2 separate regions of the Homo sapiens genome follow, and region 2 is linked to region 1. The links are chromatin loops, found by intact Hi-C in ENCODE. Cell type or tissue: heart right ventricle. All regions are shown on one strand. Each heading gives the region's core, and the rest is flanking DNA. Links, peaks and the distances in the headings are about the cores only. Region 1 has its middle 50 kb from the start of LINC02452. Region 2 has its middle 34 kb from the start of TRD-GTC2-8.

Region 1 (9,251 bases), core at 1-8,000:
GGGCCAGGCTGGGTTTCAGTAAAACTTTATATATAAAAAAAAAAAAAGTGGTGGGTTCAATTTGCCCTGCAGGCACTAGTTTGCTGACTGCTGCTTTAGAGCAATGCTTCTCAAACTCTTTTGACTAGGAATATATTAGATTATTGCTCAACAGATCGTTGTTTTGTATCTAACTGATGTTGGGCTCAGTCGTGTGACTGGCTTTGATCAATGAGACTGTGGGAGTGAACTTCTCTGACCTTGTCATTCAGCCAATAGGATGTTAGCAGACAGGAGACAAGCAGAGACTTCAAACGTGCTTAGAGGATTAAGTTTGCCCTTTTGTGCCTTTAACATCATGATAAGAGCTTCCCCCAGGAAGCTGCTACCCCTTAGACTAGGCCCAAATAGAAGACATGTGGAGCAGAACCAAGTCCAGTGATGGGGAGCCAAGCTTGGCAAGACCTGAAGCTTGAAGCAGACCTGCTCAGCCAAGCCCAGCCTAGATTAGCTGATTATCAGCTGATCCACAGAGGAGTGAGTGAGCCCAGATGAGATCAGTGGAGCTGCCCAGCCACCCCCAAACTCATGGGAAATAAATGCTTCACACTTTGGGAGGCCGAGGCAGGCGGATCACGAGGTCAAGAGTTGGAGACCATCTGGCCAACATGGTGAAACCCCATCTCTACTAAAAATACAAAAATTAGCTGGGCATGGTGGCTCGCAGCTGTAGTCTCAGCTACTCAGGAGGCTGAGGCAGGAGAATCACTTGAACCTGGGTGGCAGAGGTTGCAGTGAGCTGAGATCGCGCCACTGCACTCCAGCCTAGTGACAAAGCAAGACTCCGTCTCAAAAAAAAAAAAAAAAAAAAAAAAAGTAAATGCCTCATGCTGTGTGCCACTAAGATTTTTGATTGTTATGTGGCATTATTTTAGCAATCTACTGTTACAAACGTGGTCAATAAGAAACAAATCATGCCTTGTGATTCAGATTCATAAACATTATTTTCTTCACAATGGCAGAAACTGAGCAAAAACTTTTTGTAGAAATTGTATAGCAAAATACTTACAAGGTGTTTATCACCTGCCAGGCATTGTTTTAAGTGCTTTTTAGCTTTACTTATTTGTGAGACAGGATTTGGCTCTGTCGCTCAGGCTGGAGTGTCATGGCATGATCTCGGCTCACTGCAACCTCCACCTCCAGGGCTCAAGCAATCCTCCCACCTCAGCCTCCTGAGTAGTTGAGACTACCGGTGCATACTACCATGGCTGGCTAATTTTTGTGTTTTTTATAGAGATGGGGTTTTGCCATGTTGTCCAGGCTGGTTTTGAACTCCTGAGCTTAAGTGATCCCCCTGCCTCAGCCTTCCAAAGTGCTGGGATTACAGGCATGAGCCACCACACCTGAGCTTAAGTGCTTTACATATACCAACCCATTTAATTTTTTTAACCCACTTAATATTTACAATAGCTCTATGAAGAACACATTATTCAGGTGTAAAAACTGAGGCACAGAGAAGTGATTTGCCAAAGGCCACATAGCTAGTAAGTGGTCACACTGTGGAGGTTCAGTACAGCAGGTCTGGCTTTAGAGTCCATGGTTAACTATACTTTGATGTTGTCTATTCTAATATAATCTATTACATTGTTTAAATGGGGGAATAGAAAGTGATGTGGCTAAGAATGCCAAGACAGTTCAATGGGGGAAAGAATAGTCCTTCACAAAAGGATCTGGGACAATTGGATATCCACATGTGAAAGAATGAAGTTGGACCCTTATCTCATATCATATTCACACATTAACTCAAAACAAATCATAGACCTCCATGTGAAAACCAAAATTATAAAATTCTTAGAAGAAAATATAGGAGTAAGTTTCCATAACGTTGGGTTAAGCAAAGCTTTCTTAGGTATGACATCAAAAACATACACAACAGAAGAAAAAATGGATAATTGGACTTAATAAAAATTAGAAATGTTTGCGTCAGTGGACACCATCAAAAGTGAAAGGACAACCCACAGAATGGGAGAAAATACTTGCAAATCATATGTCCGATAAGGGTCTACTCTCCACGATATATAAAGAACTCATGACTCAACGACAAAAAGAAAACAACCCGATTTAAAAATGGGTCAATAGGCCAGGCGCGGTGGCTCATGCCTGTAATCCATGCACTTTGGGAGGCCGAGCCAGGTGGATCACTTGAGGTCAAGAGTTCAAGACCAGCTTGGCCAACATGGTGAAACCCCACCTCTACTTAAAATACAAAAATTAACTGGGCGTGGTAGTGGGCAGCTGTAGTCTCAGCTACTTGGGAGGCTGAGGCAGGAGAACCACTTGAACCCGGGAAGCAGAGGTTGCAGTGAGCCAAGATCGTGCTGCTGCACTCTAGCCTGGCAACAGAGCAAGACTCTGTCTCAAAAAAAAGAAGAAAAAAAATGGATTAAGGATCTGAACAAATATTTCGAGAAAGATACACAAAATGTCCAATAAGCACAACAAAAGATGTATAACGAGGGAAATTCAAATAAAAACCACAAGGAGATACCATTTCACACCCGCTAGAATGACTATTTTTAAAAAGACAAATAATAATTGTTGATGAGGGTGTAGAGAAGTTGGAACCCTGATACTCTGTATTGCTAGTGGGAATATAAAATGGTTTAACCACCCTGGAAAAGAGTCTGTCTGTCCTCAAAATGTTAACCATAGAGTTATCACAGGATCCAGCAGTTCTTATCCTAGGTGTTTACCTAAGAGAATTGAAGACATGTCTACACAAAAACTTACACACAAGTGTTCACGCAACATCATTCATAATAGCCAAAACATGGAAAAAATCCAAATGTCCATCAATTGATAAATGGATAAATAAAGTGTGGAATACCAATACAATGGAATATCATTCAGCCAAATGAATAAAATTCGGATATATGCTACAATATGAATGAGCCTCAGAAATACTATGCTAAGTAAGAGAAGCCAGGCACAAAAGCCTGTATATGGTATTGCATTTAGAAGGAATATACGAATAAGCAAATCTATAAAGATAGAAAATAGATTAGTGGTAGCCTAGGGCTTGGGGTTGAGGAGTGTTGGGTAAATAAGAAGGATGTTAATGGGTACAGAGTTTCTTTTCAGTGATGAAAATGTTCTAAAATTTATTGTGCTGGTTGCACAACTCTGTAAATATACTAAAAATCATTGAATTGCATACTTTACATGGGTGATATTGTATGGTATGTGAATGATACCTCAATAAAGCTGTTATAAAGAAAAAGATGGAAGAGGAGGGGTGGGGAGGAGAGGGAAGGGAGAAAGGCAGAGAGACAAAAGGGGGAGGGAGGGAAGGAAAGAAGGAAGGGAGGGAGAGAGGAAGGGAGAAAGTTAGGCAGACAAAAGGGGGAGGGAGGGAGGGAGAGAGGCTAAAGCGCAGACTGGCCTGGGACTGGGTTGTGGGGGATGTGTGGTTAGCAGAAGCAGAAGCAGTGGCCACACTGTGGGAGGTCTCCTAGGCCGCAGTATAGAGTGTGCCTTTTGTTGTCATGGCCATGGGCAGCCACTGGAGGATTTTAAGCAGAAGTGTGATATGATCTTATTATAAACAGCTCTGGCCCTTCTGTGGAGACTGGGCTGGGGGTAGGGGCAAGCCTTGTCTGGGGAACTCTTAAGTATCACAAAGGTTCACATGAGAGATTCTGTGTCTTGTACTCGGTCACAGCAGTGAGGAATGACATGTCATGGTCCACAAGCAGGCTCCATCCTTCTCTTCACCTTTGACCCATCCTCAACTCCTCCCCACCCCCTCCAGCTTCATTTCCAAGGGAAGGGGATTACACTAGCCAAGATCATCTTTAAAATTCAGCCTATTTCCTTTGCTGGGTTTAGAAATGGAACTGCCTTACTCCATTCAACATCTCATGTGGTGGAGCAGAGAAGCATGAAAGGGGCATGTGGGAGATAAGACAGTGACTTTCCCAGACCACAGTCAGTGCACCCAATGCAACTAGACTGTAGCCAACTGAGGTTTTGAGGCCAGAAAGGCCAAAAGTGAAAGCTCTTTTCTTGACCTTTCAGTTACCGTTAGGAAGTAACTGCACATTCATGATATTTGGAAAGAGAGCTGCAAGGAATCAAAAGGAAACACCACATTCACTTTCATTACCCCCTGGAGATGAATCACTAATCCTTGTGCAAGGCACCCGGACCTGTGCATCAACTGATTCTCCACGGATGCTGGAGTTCCTGCTTCTGGGGGCCGATTAATGACATTGCCCAGAAAGTGTCACTCAACATGGCCAGTCAGTGTTCAGCTAAAACACTAACAAAAAAGTGTTCTCACTGAAGTGGGTGTAAACTCTCTCCTGGGGGAAAATTCAGCTGTTGTGGGTGTCACGGCTTACCCAATTTCAGAGAGGCTCCTTAAGGAAAAGAGTACAAAATTACAAGTACAAGCTTAGGTATGAAATGAGTATTGACAAATTTTTAAAAAGCTGACAAATACCACAAACACCACAAAATCCATTAAAATAACATAATATTTTCTCTGCTAATTAACTACCTGAGTCACCTCAAGAACACTGTTTTTTCCTACAGTTTTGACTGCATTCCGTCTTACCTGTTCACATAACAACAATGTTGTAAAATAGTTATTTTAGAGAATAGAAAGGTAATCCTGGCTTTCCTCTTGCATGTTTTTTTTTTCTCCTAATGTTGATTTTTTATTTTTATTTTTATTCTTTTTTTTTTTTTTGAGACTGAGTTTTGCTCTTGTTGCCCAGGCCGGAGCGCAGTGGTGCGATCTCGGCTCACTGCAACCTCCGCCTCCCGTGTTCAAGTGATCCTCCTGCCTCAGCCTCCCGAATAGCTGAGATTACAGGTTCTCACCACCATGCCTGGCTAATTTTTCGTATTTTTAGTAGAGACGGGGTTTCACCATGTTGGTCAGGCTGGTCTTGAACTCCTGACCTCAGGTGATCCACCCGCCTTGGCCTCCCAAAGTGCTGGGATTACAGGCGTAAGCCACCTTGCCTGGCCAATGTTGGTAGTTTAGAAAAGTTTCTTTGTGCTTCAGAATTCTTTGTTGGCAATGCTCCTCCTCCAACATCCTCTATGGTTTCTTGCTCAGTGTATTTTGTTTAGAGACAGGGTCTCGTTCTGTGGCCCAGGCTGGAGTACAGTGGCATGATCATAGCTCCCTGCAGCTTCAAACTCCTGGGCTCAAGAGATCCTCCCGCCTCAGCCTCCAGAGTAGTTGGGGCTACAAGCATGCACCACCACACCCGGCCAATCAAACAGTGTCTTTGACAGCAGCCGGTCCAGCTCAGCCAGCTCCTTGCCACTCCATGTTCCGGCTAGTCCTGGGGTGGCCATGAAACCTGGCTGTAGTAGCCTCTGAGCAGGGAACAGAGCGGCATCTCGTTCAAACCTTCCTTCTTAGGATCAGAGATAGCACTAGAAGCCTCCTGGAGGTCCACCAACAGCAGGTGGGCACTGGGTGGCTGTGCATATGATGCAAAAAGCCTATCCACCCTGCCTGCAGCCCCAGGACTGGCCCCATGGTCTTTGCAATCCTGGCAGGGAATGCTTGGAGCTTTAGAATGGGCCCAACCAAATGAAAGGCCGTGAAGGTTAAACTTCATTCACTACTCAGTAAATCCACTTCTCCAAGCCCCCACTGCCATGAGCAGAGATGACTGTGGCCATCAGAGAGGAGGATAAATTACAGCCTTGTCCACAGCAAGGAGAAGCCAGAGGTGATGGCTCCAGTGAGACAGACAGCTATATCTAAACTTCTATTGCTATTGTTCAAACTTCCTTTAGAAATCAATTTACAAAGAGACGATGCTGTACTATTTCAGATACTACCTGGAGGATGCACATAAACCAAGATTAGGATTCGTTAATAAGGCATTCCAGGCAAAAGTAGACCTTTTTTTCCCCTTTTTGAATTTTAGAGCCAGGGCTTTGCTGGATCACCCAGGCTGGAGTGCAGTGGTGCAATCATAGCTCATTGTAACTTTAAACTCCTGGGCCAAGTGATCCTTTTGCCTCAGCCTTCTGAGTAGCTGGGATTTCGAGTGCACACCACCATGCCCAGCTAATGCTTTTGGTTTTTGCAGAGACAGTGTCTTGCTATTTTGCCCAGGCTGGTCTTGAACTCCTAGGCTCAAGTGATCCTCCTGCCTTGGCCTCCCAAAGTGTGGGATTACAGGCATGAATCATCATGCCCAGCCAGAAGTAAACATTTTTGACTAGATGTCTTGAATAAGACCACGTCTGATACGTACAAATAGATCAAGAAAAGTCTAGAATTATTCCATTAGCCACATTTCTATAGCATCATTACTGGCTAATTAGTGTAACTAATAATAATAGTAGTAGTTAATATTTATTCAGTGCTTGGTATGTGCCAGGCACTAATGTCTGGTTCTAAGCGTCTTACCTGTATGATCTCAGGTCATCCTCATGGTCCCTGCTTTGTACAGATGGGGCAACCTGGACACTCAGAGGTTAAGTAACTTGCCCCTGGTCATTTAGCTGGTCTGTCTGGTTCCAGAACTTGTGCTCTTTGCCACCTCACTGGAGGTTCATTATCATTCACTCTATAGCCTTTAGAACATTCTATATAAAAAATAAAATGGGCCCAGCGTGGTGGCTCATGCCTGTAATCCCAGCACTTTGGGAGGCCAAGGCAGGCAGATCATGAGGTCAAGAGATCGAGACCATCCTGGCTAACACGGTGAAATCCTATCTCTACTAAAAATACAAAAAATTAGCCGGGCATGGTGGTGGGCGCCTGTAGTCCCAGCTACTCGGGAGGCTGAGGCAGTGAGCTGAGATTGTGCCACTGCACTCCATCCTGGGTGACAGAGCGACACTCTGTCTCAAAAAAATAAAATGAGTTGTATATACTTCACATTGCAGAGTGTGGGATGAGTTCTTTACAACCAGTTCTGCAGTGATCCTCTAAATCCCTAGTTAATAAATCTCTCAAGTGTTTGTATGAGTGTGTGTATTGTCTGTCTGTCTGTCTGTGTATCTATCTATCTATCTATCTATCTATCTATCTATCTGGAACAACATATATTTTTTCTACTGTATGAAAAAACACCTAAATTAGGGCCAGGCACAGTGGCTCATGCCTGTAGTCCCAGCATTTTGGGAGGCTAAGGTGGGAGGATGACTTGAGCCCAGAGTTAAAGACCAGCCTGGGCAACATGGCAAGACCCCCGTCTCTACAAAAAATAAATTTTTTAAAAAAAGGAAAAAACATGTAAATTACTAAAGTTAAGGTTCCAGTGCCCAAAGCGTTAGGATATTAGTTAGGATACTAGTTTGGCTACTGTTGGAAAGGTCAGAATAACAGTAGCTTAAACAAGTGGAAGTTTATCTTCTGTCCTGTAATTCAGTCAGAGCATCAACAGTCCAAGGCTAATGCGGGGGCTCCACAATCACGGAAATTCAAATTTCTTCCACCTTGATTTTCCATTATCCTCAACAGAAGTCTTCCACCTCATGGTTGAAGATTGCTGCTCCAGGTCCTGCCATCATAGCTGTATCCCAGCCTGCAGAAAGGGGAGAAGGAAGAAGTGAGGGTGTTATCCTTTTCCTTTAAGGTCATGGACCAGAAGTGGTACTTATCACTTTTGCCCAGATCACGTCGCCTACATCAGTTCAAATGTATTTCTAACCTCAACCAAGTGCAAGGGAGGCTAGAAAATAGTTTTTAGTGGAACAGTCATGGATCTGGCTAAGATTCAGAGGCTATGTTATTAAACGAAGAAGTGAAGATCAGCTGTTAGGGGATAACCTGCTCTATTGCCACTGGGACAAAATCAAGTAAAAAGACCTTGTGTAGAATTCTGCCTTGATAAGGCTTATTGCTCTTTGAATGTGAGCCATTTTGTATCCACATTAAAAATTTTACAATTTTCTATGCCTTTTAAGAACACAAGGGATCTAGTGGTTATTGGTGTTTACAATATGAACATTTGCAGGGGAACATTGTTTAACAAAGAAGCTAAACACTTAATGGATGATGATGCCAATCTATGCTCCAGTTCCCACTTAGGTTGTCCACATAAAAAAGTTAAAATCGATGCACAAGAGAGTCCCAGGAAGCACACAAGCTTGATGCCCCTGCAGCATAGGACATAAGGTTTTAATGGATTTAGTCCTTTTTGATCAGCAATTCAGCAAATTCACTTGAATATGGAATAGATTGATTTCTGTACAATGCTAGAAACAGCAGGATCACATCTTTTGCAACCCCCCACCTGCCACATTCAAACTCAGATGTTTGGCTTCAACATTTATACGATAATATATTCTTGATACAAAGAGCACACTCTTGGAGCAAATTGAAAGCCTGGAACTATTTCTTTTTTTTTTTTTTTTTTTTTGGAGATGGAGTCTCACCCTGTCATCCAGGCTGGAGTGCAGTGGTGCGATCTCGGCTCACTGCAAGCTCCACCTCCCGGGTTCACACCATTCTCCTGCCTCAGCCTCCCAAGTAGCTGAGACTACAGGCACCCGCTGCCATGCCCGGCTAATTTTTTGTATATTTAGTAGAGATGGGGTTTCAGCATGTTAGGATGGTCTCGATCTCCTGACCTCGTGATCCACCCACCCCAGCCTCCCAAAGGCCTGGAACTATTTCTTCACCTTTTTTACTCTGGTCTGAATGACTGGTTCAGATTACATCAGAGTGAGTATCAGTCAATTTTTGCACTGCTATAAAGAACTACCTGAGACTGGGTAATTTATAAAGAAAAGAGGTTTAATCAGCTCACAGTTCTGCAGGCTGTCCAGGCTTCTGCTTCTGGGGAGGCCTCATGAAACTTACAATCATGGTGGAAGGCAAAGTTGAAGCAGACAGATCTTCATATGTCAGGAGAGAGAGAGAGAGAACAAAGGGGGAAGTGCTGCACACTTTCTTTTTCCTTTTTCTTTTTTTTTCTTTTTTTTTTTTTTTTTTTGAGATGGAGTCTCCCTCTGTTGCCCAGGCTGGAGTGCAGTGGCACAATCTCGGCTCACTGCAACCTCCACCTCCAGGGTTCAAACGATTCTCCTGCTTCTGCCTCCCAAGTAGCTGAGACTACAGGCATGCGTCACCAAGCCTGGCTAATTTTTGTATTTTTAGTAGAGATGAGGTTTTGCCATGTTGACCAGCCTTGTCTCAAACTCCTGGCCTCAAGGGATCCGCCCACCTCGGCCTCCCAAAGTGCTGGGATTACAGGCATGAGCCACCAGCCACCATGCCTGGCCCC
Region 2 (10,502 bases), core at 1,260-9,259, 51 kb before region 1:
CTTCAAGTCAGGAAGTTGAGATGGGGAGATTGTCCTGGATGATTTGGGTGGACCCCATCAAATCTCAGGGGGCTCTCTAAGGGAAAGATGAAGGTGGGAGCGTGAGAGCCAGATAAGACACTGTGATGATGGAAGCAGAGGAGAGAGAGAAGATGCTACACTGTGGGCCTTAAAGAGAGAAGAAGGGGCCCTGATCCGAAGAATGCAGCTTCTAGAAGCTGGAAAAGGCAAGGAAATGGAATCTGCCCTAGAACCTCACTAGGAATGAATCGCAGCTGACACCTTGCTTTTAGCTAAGTTAAACCCATTTTGGACTTCTGACCTCCAGACCTATAAAATACTACACTTGTGTTTTTTTAAGCCATCAAATGTGTAGTAATTTGTTAGAGAAGCAATAGGAAATAATAGAGAGTGTGATAGGGTCCCTATGGGGAACGAGTGGCGCACATATAGGACATAACTGACCAAAGTTTAATGAGACACTGTGTTTTACAGAGGCTTGGCCAGGGTTAAAGGCGAACAAACAGGATGAGAAATCACCAAGGCATTAGCAGCAGCAACGAGCCAGCACCTCCCTGAGGCTTGAAGGGCAACGGGAAAGGAAAGGTGTTACTAGAGACCAGTGAGAGGAGTCATGGCAGAGGCCACCCAACAGAAGTAGTGGCCACAAAGGTGGGACTGTGGGTTGAACAGATCCCCAGAGGTGTCTGTTATGCACAGTAAGCTCCAACAGTGAAAAATCATTTATAAAGGGCCGAGGACAGTGGCTTGCACCTGCAATCCCAGCACTTTGGGAGGTCATGGTGGGCAGATTGCTTAAGCCCAGGAGTTCCAGACCAGCCTGGGCAACATGGCAAAACACCATCTCTACTAAAAATTTAAAAACTTAGTTAGGTGTGGTGGCTGGCACCTGTAGTCGCAGCTACTTGGGAGGGTGAGGTAGGCGGATCACTTGAACCTGGGAGGTTGAAGCTGCAGTGAGCTGTAATCATGCCACTGCACTCCAGCCTGGATGACAGAGCAAGACCCTGTCTCAAAAAAAAGAAAAAATTATCAAGGACTTTTGCCTCTAATAAAATATTCACAGTGGTTTCCTTACTTAATTTCTGAGGTCAAACCAGAAAATATTAGCAGCTGACTTAATTCAAGAAGGAGGAGCTTGAGTATACGTACTTGTTGGTGTGTCTTCAACTCTTGTTCTAGATTTTACTTTGTTTTAAATATGTAAAAATGCTTTTAGTGATTACAACTTATGCTTCTTATTTCAACAGATATTTTAAAGGGAAAAATATATAATTGGATCACAGGATATAAAAAGAAATGCAGTTATCTATATGTGCAAAAGCCTAGCTAATTGATAAAAGCTATAAGTTGAGTCCTGCCACTCACCTTGGGGCAATGATTTTTTATTTATTTATTTTATTTTATTATTATTATTTTTTTAGACAGAGTTGCCCAGGCTGGAGTGCAGTGGTGCGATCTGGGCTCACTGCAACCTCCACCTCCCGGGTTCAAGCAATTCTCTGCCTCAGCCTCCCAAGTAGCTGGGATTACAGGGTGCACCACCACACCCAGCTAATTTTTGTATTTATAGTAGACATGGAGTTTCACCATCTTGGCCAGGATGGTTCCGAACTCCTGACCTCGTGATCCACCACTCGGCCTCCCAAAATGCTGGGATTACAAGCATAAGCCACTGCACCACGCCCGGCCAATGACCCATTTTTTTCAGGCAAAGTAGCAATGGGAAAATATAAAGTTTCTCTAGTTTTAATATAGAAGTGGTTAACCTAATCACACAAGCCATACACAGGGTCATTTGGGAGAATGTGCAAGGAGGATTGCGTATTTTTATCTTTTCATAGTTTTCTTCTTGATAAATAAGCTTCTATTTTCAAGCCAAATCTCATCTTGCAATTTCCTGCCAACTTCACTTCTCTACAAAGTTTACCTTTGCTTTTCCCATCTCTGCCCTCAGGCATTTAACAAACACTGTGCCTTTTCATTTTTCCAGATTTAAGTGAAACATTTTGCAGAAATGAGGAATGTGATAACAGCCCCTGAAGCCCTACCTGACAGCATGACATTAATTTGGGCCTGTTTTCTCTCATACTTTTCAATTGCTCCCCAATTTATATTTAATTTGCCACAGGATATAAAAAGAAATATTTCTTTAATTTATATTAAATACATCTACATTAGGAGAGCTAGAGGTTATCTAAGTGAAACTAGCTCGATTATCTAAAAAAAGTCAGAATAAAATAATTATAAGCAAATTGGAAGAACAGCCAACGTTGTTACCAATAATTTCTTAGAGTTTGTTCAATTATTGTTTGTTATACTCTGTTTCCACTTCTTTAGCCAAAATAAGCTCTAAGCAAATTCAAATCTATTTGTATAGATGAAGTCTATGAATTTAACATGATAACTTGAAAAAATGTAAAACTTTGGCTGGGTGTGGTGGCTCACACCTGTAATCCCAGCACTGTGGGAGGCTGTGGCGGGCGGATCACCTAAGGTCGGGAGCTCCAGACCAGCCTGGCCAACATTGTGAAACCCCATCTCTACTAAAAATACAAGCATTAGCGAGGCATGGTGGTGGGCACCTGTAATCCCAGCTACTCAGGAGGCTGAGGCAGGAGAATCGCTTGAACCCAGGAGGCGGAGGTTGCAGTGAGCCAAGATCGTACCATTGCATTCCAGCCTGGGCAACAAGAGCAAAACTCCGTCTCAAAAAAAAAAAAAATTAAAACCCAAATAAATTCATGTGGATCTTACCCATATTTCCCATGATTTAGATAGGAGTTGGTTTTAAGTTTATTTTTCCACTCAATGGGGGAAAGGATTTACTAGGAAAATAATGTAAACAATCTATTTAAGAAGTCAAATGGCTTTTAAGCACTTAAAAAGCTTTGATATTAGCAATTTACCCATAAATATTTTGTTAATTACATAATTTTTTTCTTTTTAGGAAATATTTCTTCTTTTCTTCTTCTTTTGGCTAAGCCTCAGCAGCCAAATTTTTTATTTTACTTTATTTTAGTTTACTTTTTAGAGACAGGGCCTCCCTCTGTCACACACGCTGGAGTGCAGTGGTATGATCATAGCTCACTATAACCACAAACTCCTGGGCTCAAGCCATCCTCCCTCCTCAGCCTCCCGAGTAGGTGGGACTACAGGTGTGCACCACTACACCCAGCTAATTTTTGTAGTTTTTGTAGAGACGGGGTCTTGTCATGTTACCCAGGCTGGCCTCGAACTCCTGGGCTCAAGCAATCCTCCTTCCTCAGCCTCCCAAAATGCTGGGATTATAGGCGTGAGCCACAGCACCAGCCTACCAGGTATGCTTTTAATACATATATATTGAATAAATAAACAAATTAAAGATCATCTGACAGAACCTTCACTGGATAATATTATTTTTTCTTTTCCTTTTTTTAAAAAATAAGGCAGGGTCTCACCGTGTTGCCCAGGCTTGTCTTGAACTTCTGGGCTCAAGTGATCCTCCTGCTTCGGCCTCTCAAAGTGCTGAGATTACAGGACTGAGCCACCACAACCAGCCTTCATTGGATAACATGTTATTTGACATTTCTTCTATCATTGTACATTGATGACTGTTGGTTGCCTGCCCAGCAGCCATTGCCCCCATTACTCCTGTTAGAATAACCCTGATTTTGTGTTTGTCATTTTATTTTATTTTATAGACAAGGTCTCACTCCATCACCCAGGCTGCAATGCAATGTAGTGATCATAGCTCACTGCAACCTGGAACGTCTGGGCTCAAGTGATCCTCCCACTTCAGACTCCTGAGTAGCTGGGACTACAGGTGTGCACCACCATGCCAGGCTAATTATTTTATTTTTTGCAGAGATGGAATCTCACTTCATTTCCCAGGCTGGTCTTGAACTCCTGGACTCAAGCCATCCTCCCGTTTCAGCCCCTCAAGCACTGGGATTACAGGAGTGAGCCCACCACACCTGGCAGCGTCCATCTTTTAAAAACTTGATTCAGGGAAGGGGGCATCCTATTCCTGCTAGAGGGCAAAATCGTGGTTGATGTAAGGTAGTGATTTTCAACTGGAGGTAATTCGGCAATATTTTGCAGTTTTTGTTGCCACAGAGGTAAGCATATTGTGCTACTGGCATCTAGCGGGTAGAGGGCAGGGGTGCGGCTAAACATTCTTCAATGCACAGGACAGCCCCCACAACAAAGAGAACCATCCAGTCCAAAATGTCAATGGTGCTGAGGTTGAGAACCCTGACCTAAACCAGTCCTGGTGGTCTCATTCCCTAGCTGTTAGTGGTTTAGATCCCATGATGTTAAGTAATTCTGACCAATGAGACGTGAGCAGAAATTGACAAGAGGAGTATGGCAGAGAATGTTAATTTCTCCCTACATTCACTTTACCTTTCTTTTCAGCAGAAGTTACATTCAGTGTTAGCTAGGCGCATGCCCAATTACAGACTATAATTCCCAGCCTCCATCGTTGCAAGGTGTGGCCAAGTTTTGGCTAATGGGATGTGAGAAAAAAATAATGAGTCTAATTTCTAGACCATGTTTTTAAGAAGGAGAATGCTTGTTCTTTACTTTCTCTCTTAATCCCTTTCTGCACACTGGGTGGTACTGCTAATCCAGCTTCAAGCAAGCACATGACTCCAGAGAATGGCAGAGCAAGACAGAAAGACTTACATACATTGGGACTGATACATGAAAAGAAAATAAATTGCTTTCTTCTTTGAACCATCGTATTTTTTAGTTTTTTTGTTTTAGCAGTTTAAGCTGTATGTATATGAGGTACTCCTGGGGAAGGTTTTTTCCTCTGTGATCACACACACACATACACACACACACACACACACACACACGGAGGGAATATTCATCTAAAGGATGTTGTAGGATTTGTGTGAGATGGCTGGAACCATGGCTGCTATCTTGTGACCATGAGGGGAGGTACCTGGTGGTTCAAAACTGCCCTGCTAAGTGAGAACGGAATAGGAAGGTTGTAAACAGCCCAAATCTTTCTTAACCTTGTTAAGCCATTGAGTTGACGAACTTTGCATCTGTCCTGTCTCAGGACTTCTTGTTAAGCAAGATGGTATATTTTTCATATCGTTTAAATATTTGGCCTTTAAATTTTCAGTAATAGTCCTTACAGTGATGGCTTTCAGACAGAAAATTAAAAATTTTAAAAAGTGCTATCCTAACTGATTCTCTCAATGTATTCAAGTGTAAAGAAATTACATGTCTAACCTCTCATGGAATTAGAGGGAAAAAATTTCATGTTATTTTAAGTATGTTCAGTTCTTTTATTAACTCATATTGGTTTCCCCCCTACTCCTTACCCTTGCAACCAAGATAATTTGCATCTAAGAGGTTTTATTCTGTTTCCACTGATATGTTTAGAAATTACTATATCTGAGGTGGGTATATTGGGAAAACATACACTACCACTCCTTTGCAGAAATGAGGGCTTATTGCAGCAGCTACTCGCCCTTGCAATGCTTCCTGCTTGGAAACTCGAAGGACTACATTGAGCAGGTGGAATAAAGTTGAATCGAAGGTTCAACTTACAAGCAGTCAGGAGGAGGTCTGCCCTGAAGCACTGTGCAGACTGGGACCTGCAGCAGGGCTGGGAGGGGGAGTGTCGAGGAAATGCCTTTTGCATGTCAATGGAGCCCCGTTGCTGTTCTGTGCTGCACAGCCACATGAGGTCATCCCAGATTAGAGGGTGCCCATGTCCAGGATCTTAAACCAATTACTTCCATCTCCATTGCTTCCTCTAAAGCCTCACTCTTAGTTCTACACAGTAATACTGCCTGGAAACTCCCCAAGGCCACCAAGCTCATACTAACAGGTTTGTGATGTGGGCAAACTCCTTACATGATCTCAAAATGAAAGAAGAGGCTGTTCACTGGAGGCAATAGCAAATCCCCTTTGTTCCTCTCTTGGCAGATGAGGGCCTTCGCTCTCTCCCTAAGGGTTCCGCCTGTCACCATCTGTGCACCCACTGTGGAAGGGCCAGCGCTAAGGTGAATTTCCATTTACTTCCTGCCAGCAGATGGCTCCTCCTTTTGGTCTCATCTTGAATTGTTTGCCAGACCAGCCAATTAGTCTCCTCACCCTTCCTGAAGCGTCCCAGGGAAGCAATATCATCACCAGCAGCCTATCATTATACCACGTCTTCTAAGCACCGTGATTCTAAATGCCTGCCGTGGAACAGAAGCTCATTCGCACATGGCTCTTTAACCCTTCCTTGAAAGACCTCAATTCAACATTCTCTCTCTCGCTCACACACACACACACACACACACAAATGCACACTCACACACAGTACCTACAACCTGATCCAAGATAGGAAACAAAATGACAGTATGCGGCATTCAATAATAAATTTAAAAATAAGACATAATTTCAGACAGAATGCAGAAGGAAAAACACAGTAACTATATTTTCTGATCCCCACTGAGGACACAATAAAAACTTTTTTTTAGGCCAGGCACGGTGGCTCACGTGTGTAACCCCAGCACTGTGGGAGGCCGAGGCGGGCGGATCACGAGGTCAGGAGGTTGAGACCATCCTGACTAACATGGTGAAACCCTGTCTCTACTAAAAATACAAAAATTAGCCTGACGTAGTGGCGTGTGCCTGTAATCCCAGCTACTTGGGAGGCTGAGGCAGGAGAATCTCTTGAACCAGGGAGTTAGAGGTTGAAATGAGCCGAGATCGCACCACTGCACTCCAGCCTGGCGACAGAGCAAGACTCCATCACAAAAAAAATAATGATACAAAAAAATTAATTAAATAAATAAAAATTAAAAATAAAAAAAAGTGGAGGGTTTTTTTTTTTTTTTTTTTTTGACAGAGTCTTGCTCTGTCGCCAGGCTGGAGTGCAGTGGCGCAATCTCGGCTCACTGCAACCTCCAACTCTCTGGTTCAAGAGATTCTCCTGCCTCAGCCTCCCGAGTAGCTGGGATTACAGGCACACACTACCACGTCCTGCTAATTTTTGTATTTTTAGTAGAGTCGGGTTTTACCATGTTGGCCAGGCTGGTCTTGATCTCCTGACCTCGTGATCCTCCCACCTCAGCCTCCTAAAGTTCTGGGATTACGGGAATGAGCCACTGCATCCGGCCAAAACTTTTTTTTTTTTTACCTTGTGGATTTGTTCATATGAAAGAAATCTTTTAAGGATATAAAATCAAATTGCACTGAGTTACATTTAACAAAGTATCTTTATCAGAAAAGAGTATATAGAATGACACTGGCAGGATTCTTCATCCCCGCAACCCAGGATGAATGATGACTTTCCAGGCTAGGCCAAGGAGATTCTCCCAGCGCTATTCTTAGAAACATCAACAAGGCCCTTGTGCACTTGTTTTAGGGTTTTTCATCTTCAGACATTCCTGCCTGATGCCTAAAGAAGACATATTATTCAGGGCATCCCATTTGAATACTGTATCTGCTCTGATGCTTGAGCAAAGTGTCTGTAAAGCTAGACAGAGGGGACAACTGCTTCCATCCATGGGGCAAGGGAGCAATGATGAGATGATGGAGGTTAAAGATATTTGTGAGGCAGACACAGCATCTGTGCAGAGGGGTAGAGGTATTTGTTTTTCCACTTTTCTGCTCTTGTTACCCTAACTTCCTTGTGTTCTGTGATTATTGCACATGAGCTGGAGTAGCAGGGGAGGTTCAGTTCCTTTTGGTGGTTGAGGTGGCAGGTAAGGAGGCATGGACACAGGACGAACCCCACTTTTGGGCAACCGCCACCCTGAGGCAAGGGTGGGAAAAGCTCACTTTCCCATAAATAATCACTGGGCTGTTGTCCTTCAGTATAAGTGAATATAAGCAAAGCCCCAAGAACAGTGCCTGGCACATAAAATGCAGTAGCTCAGGGTGGGCTATAACCACTTGCATCTTCTACAGCAGTGCCTTGTGCCAGCATGCCCTCAATAAACATTTGTTCAGTGAAGGACTGTACAGCTCTGTGCCACCTGGCAGCTCCAACTGTCCCAGTGGATCTTCCTCTTCCTTTGTTCTTTTCCTTGCAAACTTTGCAATAAAGGGGGCATTGGCCCAACAGTTAACTCCCAAATCTTGAACAAAGAGGATTACCCCTGCAACTCTGTTCCAAACTGGGAAGCTTCTGGCTTTGTGGTGAGCTAGGGACTGCTGAAAACAACTAGAGATTAAAAGAAGCTGGAACCAGCTGGAGAATAAAGAAAACTGCTGCAAGCAAGTCACTGCAGGAAGTACCAGTGGTCTCCAAAAATGCAGTTGCACCAGATTTTACATACAATAAGGAGGATTGGTCTCTCTAGACAGGAGAGAGTCAAGTGTTCCTCTGAGAAGGAACCAACTCCTGTAAATCAGGAAATCTCAGGCTCTCACTGGCCAAGGGGCAATGGGACACCTCCCCAAGGTGATTCATCGGCTCCCTCTGAACCCAGAAGCTCAAGCCCATTGTGCTCCTTTTTGTAGACTCTTCTCTTACCCTAGTCCCCAAGAATGTGCTCTGTGAGCAGGTTACACCCTTCACAAGACCCTTTCATGCCCTGTGACTCCCTTCCCCATTGTTTGCATAGTCTGGCAGCTTCTGCCACTTTCCCTGGTAAGCCCTGCCTTAAAGTGAACCCTCTTCTGTCAATCACCAGGGACTCATTTCATGCACACACCTGTCTTTCTGGAGCCGTTTAATCTATAGCCTTCAATCCTATAAACCAGTGAGAGATCTGCAATTAGGTTTGGAAACCAGTCTTGTCCACTGACTCAACTCAAGAATTGCTCTTTCCATTTCTCTCATTCCCCTCACTTCAGCCTCACAAGGGGCAGTTTGAGGGAGCCTCTCTATTTCTAAAGAGACAAATTTGAAATTAAATTTGCTTAATTAAAAATGTGAAAATTTAAAATTAAATTTAAATTGCTGACAGCCAACTGCTTCATGGGTACAGGGTTTTCTCTAGGGGCGAAGAAAATGCTTTGTAACCACATAGAGGTGGAAGTTGCACAATACTGTGAATGTACCAAATGCCACTGAATTGTACACTTTAAAATGGTTAATTTGGCCAGGCACGGTGGCTCACGCCTGTAATCCTAGCACTTTGGGAAGCCAAGGCGGGCAGATTGCTTGAGGTCAGGAGTTCAAGACCAGACTGGCCAACATGGTGAAACCCCATGTCTACTAAAAATACAAAAATTAGCCTGGCATGGTGGCACGTGCCTGTAATCCCAGCTACTCGGGAGGCTGAGGCAGGAGAATCACTGGAAACCAGGAGGCAGTGAGCTGAGATTGCACCACTGCACTCCAGCCTGGGCAACAGAGTGAGTGAGACTCTGTCTCAGAAAAAAAAAAAATAAGGTTAATTTTATGTTATGTGAATTTCACCTCAATTAAAAAAATTAAATCACTTTCCCCACCAAATATTTGCCCAGATGCTCAGCAAACAGGTTCAGGGAAATGCTCTGAATGGTGGAATGAGGAAATACCAAGGAGGAGCTGATGGGGTTTGGTCTCCTCACAGCCCCATTGCAGAGGCTGAGAGGGCAACAAGGAAGGGAGAGGAAGAACAGCCCGAGCCACCCACCTAGCAACAGATTCTGAACAGGAGAGAAAGTGTGTGGACTGGGGTGGGCTTCATCAGCTTGCCATTGAGAATAGAACTATCTGACATTTACCTATTACAGAACAACAACATTACTTTTTTTGCGGAGTCCCTTTGGTTGGGTTGATGACAACTGGCCATTCAGTTTCCCTGCATTAAGACGTTCATCCCATAAGCAAACAATGCTTTGAGTCTGGCAGCCAGCCCCTAGAAGAGTTCAAAGACTAGTGAATAAGACGTCAGCATTCACAGCGGGTTTCCTTTCACCTCTGCCTTCAGTAGAAACTTCTGGAGGCAGGCAAGGCACGATGGCTCACGCCTGTAATCCCAGCACTTTGGGAGGCTGAGGCAGGCAGATCACGAGGTCAAGAGATCGAGACCATCCTGGCCAACACAGTGAAACCCCATGTCTACTAAAAATACAAAAAAAATTAGCTGGGTGTAATGGTGCGCGCCTGTAGTCCCAGCTACTCGGGAGGCTGAGGCAGGAGAATTCCTTGAACCCGGGAGGCAGAGGTTGCAGTGAGCTAAGATCAAGTCACTCCAGCCTGGTGACAGAGCGAGACTCTGTCTCAAAAAAAAAAAAAAAAGAAAAGATAAAGAAACTTCCGGAGGCATTCTGTACCTGGGGTGGGGTAGTCAGAGAAAATAGATGATGCTTTGTTAAATGTAAGTTTTAGATAAAGAACAAGTACTTTTGAAAATAAATTGTAATTGACCAGTAAAAATGTATATATTTATGGTGTACAACTTGATATTTTGAAATATGTATACATTGTGGAAAGGATAAATTGAGATAACATATACATTACCTCACATACTTTTTTTTGTGGTGAGAACACTGAAAATCTATTCTCTTAGTGATTTTTAAGTATATAATATATTGTTATCAATTATAGT

The links. Peaks named below come from ENCODE experiments on the same cell type or tissue, not always from the same donor. Only the 100,000 strongest peaks of a DNase experiment are listed, where the experiment ranks them.
Region 2: it touches region 1 in a loop (2.9-fold over the local background); 34 of 110 quality-filtered maps call a loop at or near these places.

Annotation. Positions count from the first base shown.
Region 1 is chr12:96,117,404-96,126,654 of GRCh38, forward strand. No RefSeq gene overlaps it. Among named protein-coding and RNA genes, the nearest start is that of LINC02452, 50 kb to the right of the region's middle. In heart right ventricle, for the core only: no CTCF peak of the experiment used is centred there; a DNase peak (open chromatin) is centred at 3,506; H3K27ac peaks cover 888 bases.
Region 2 is chr12:96,065,099-96,075,600 of GRCh38, forward strand. No RefSeq gene overlaps it. Among named protein-coding and RNA genes, the nearest start is that of TRD-GTC2-8, 34 kb to the left of the region's middle. RefSeq lists an enhancer at 6,159-6,659. In heart right ventricle, for the core only: a CTCF peak has its summit at 6,026 (motif pointing right); no DNase peak of the experiment used is centred there; H3K27ac peaks cover 2,628 bases; H3K27me3 peaks cover 686 bases.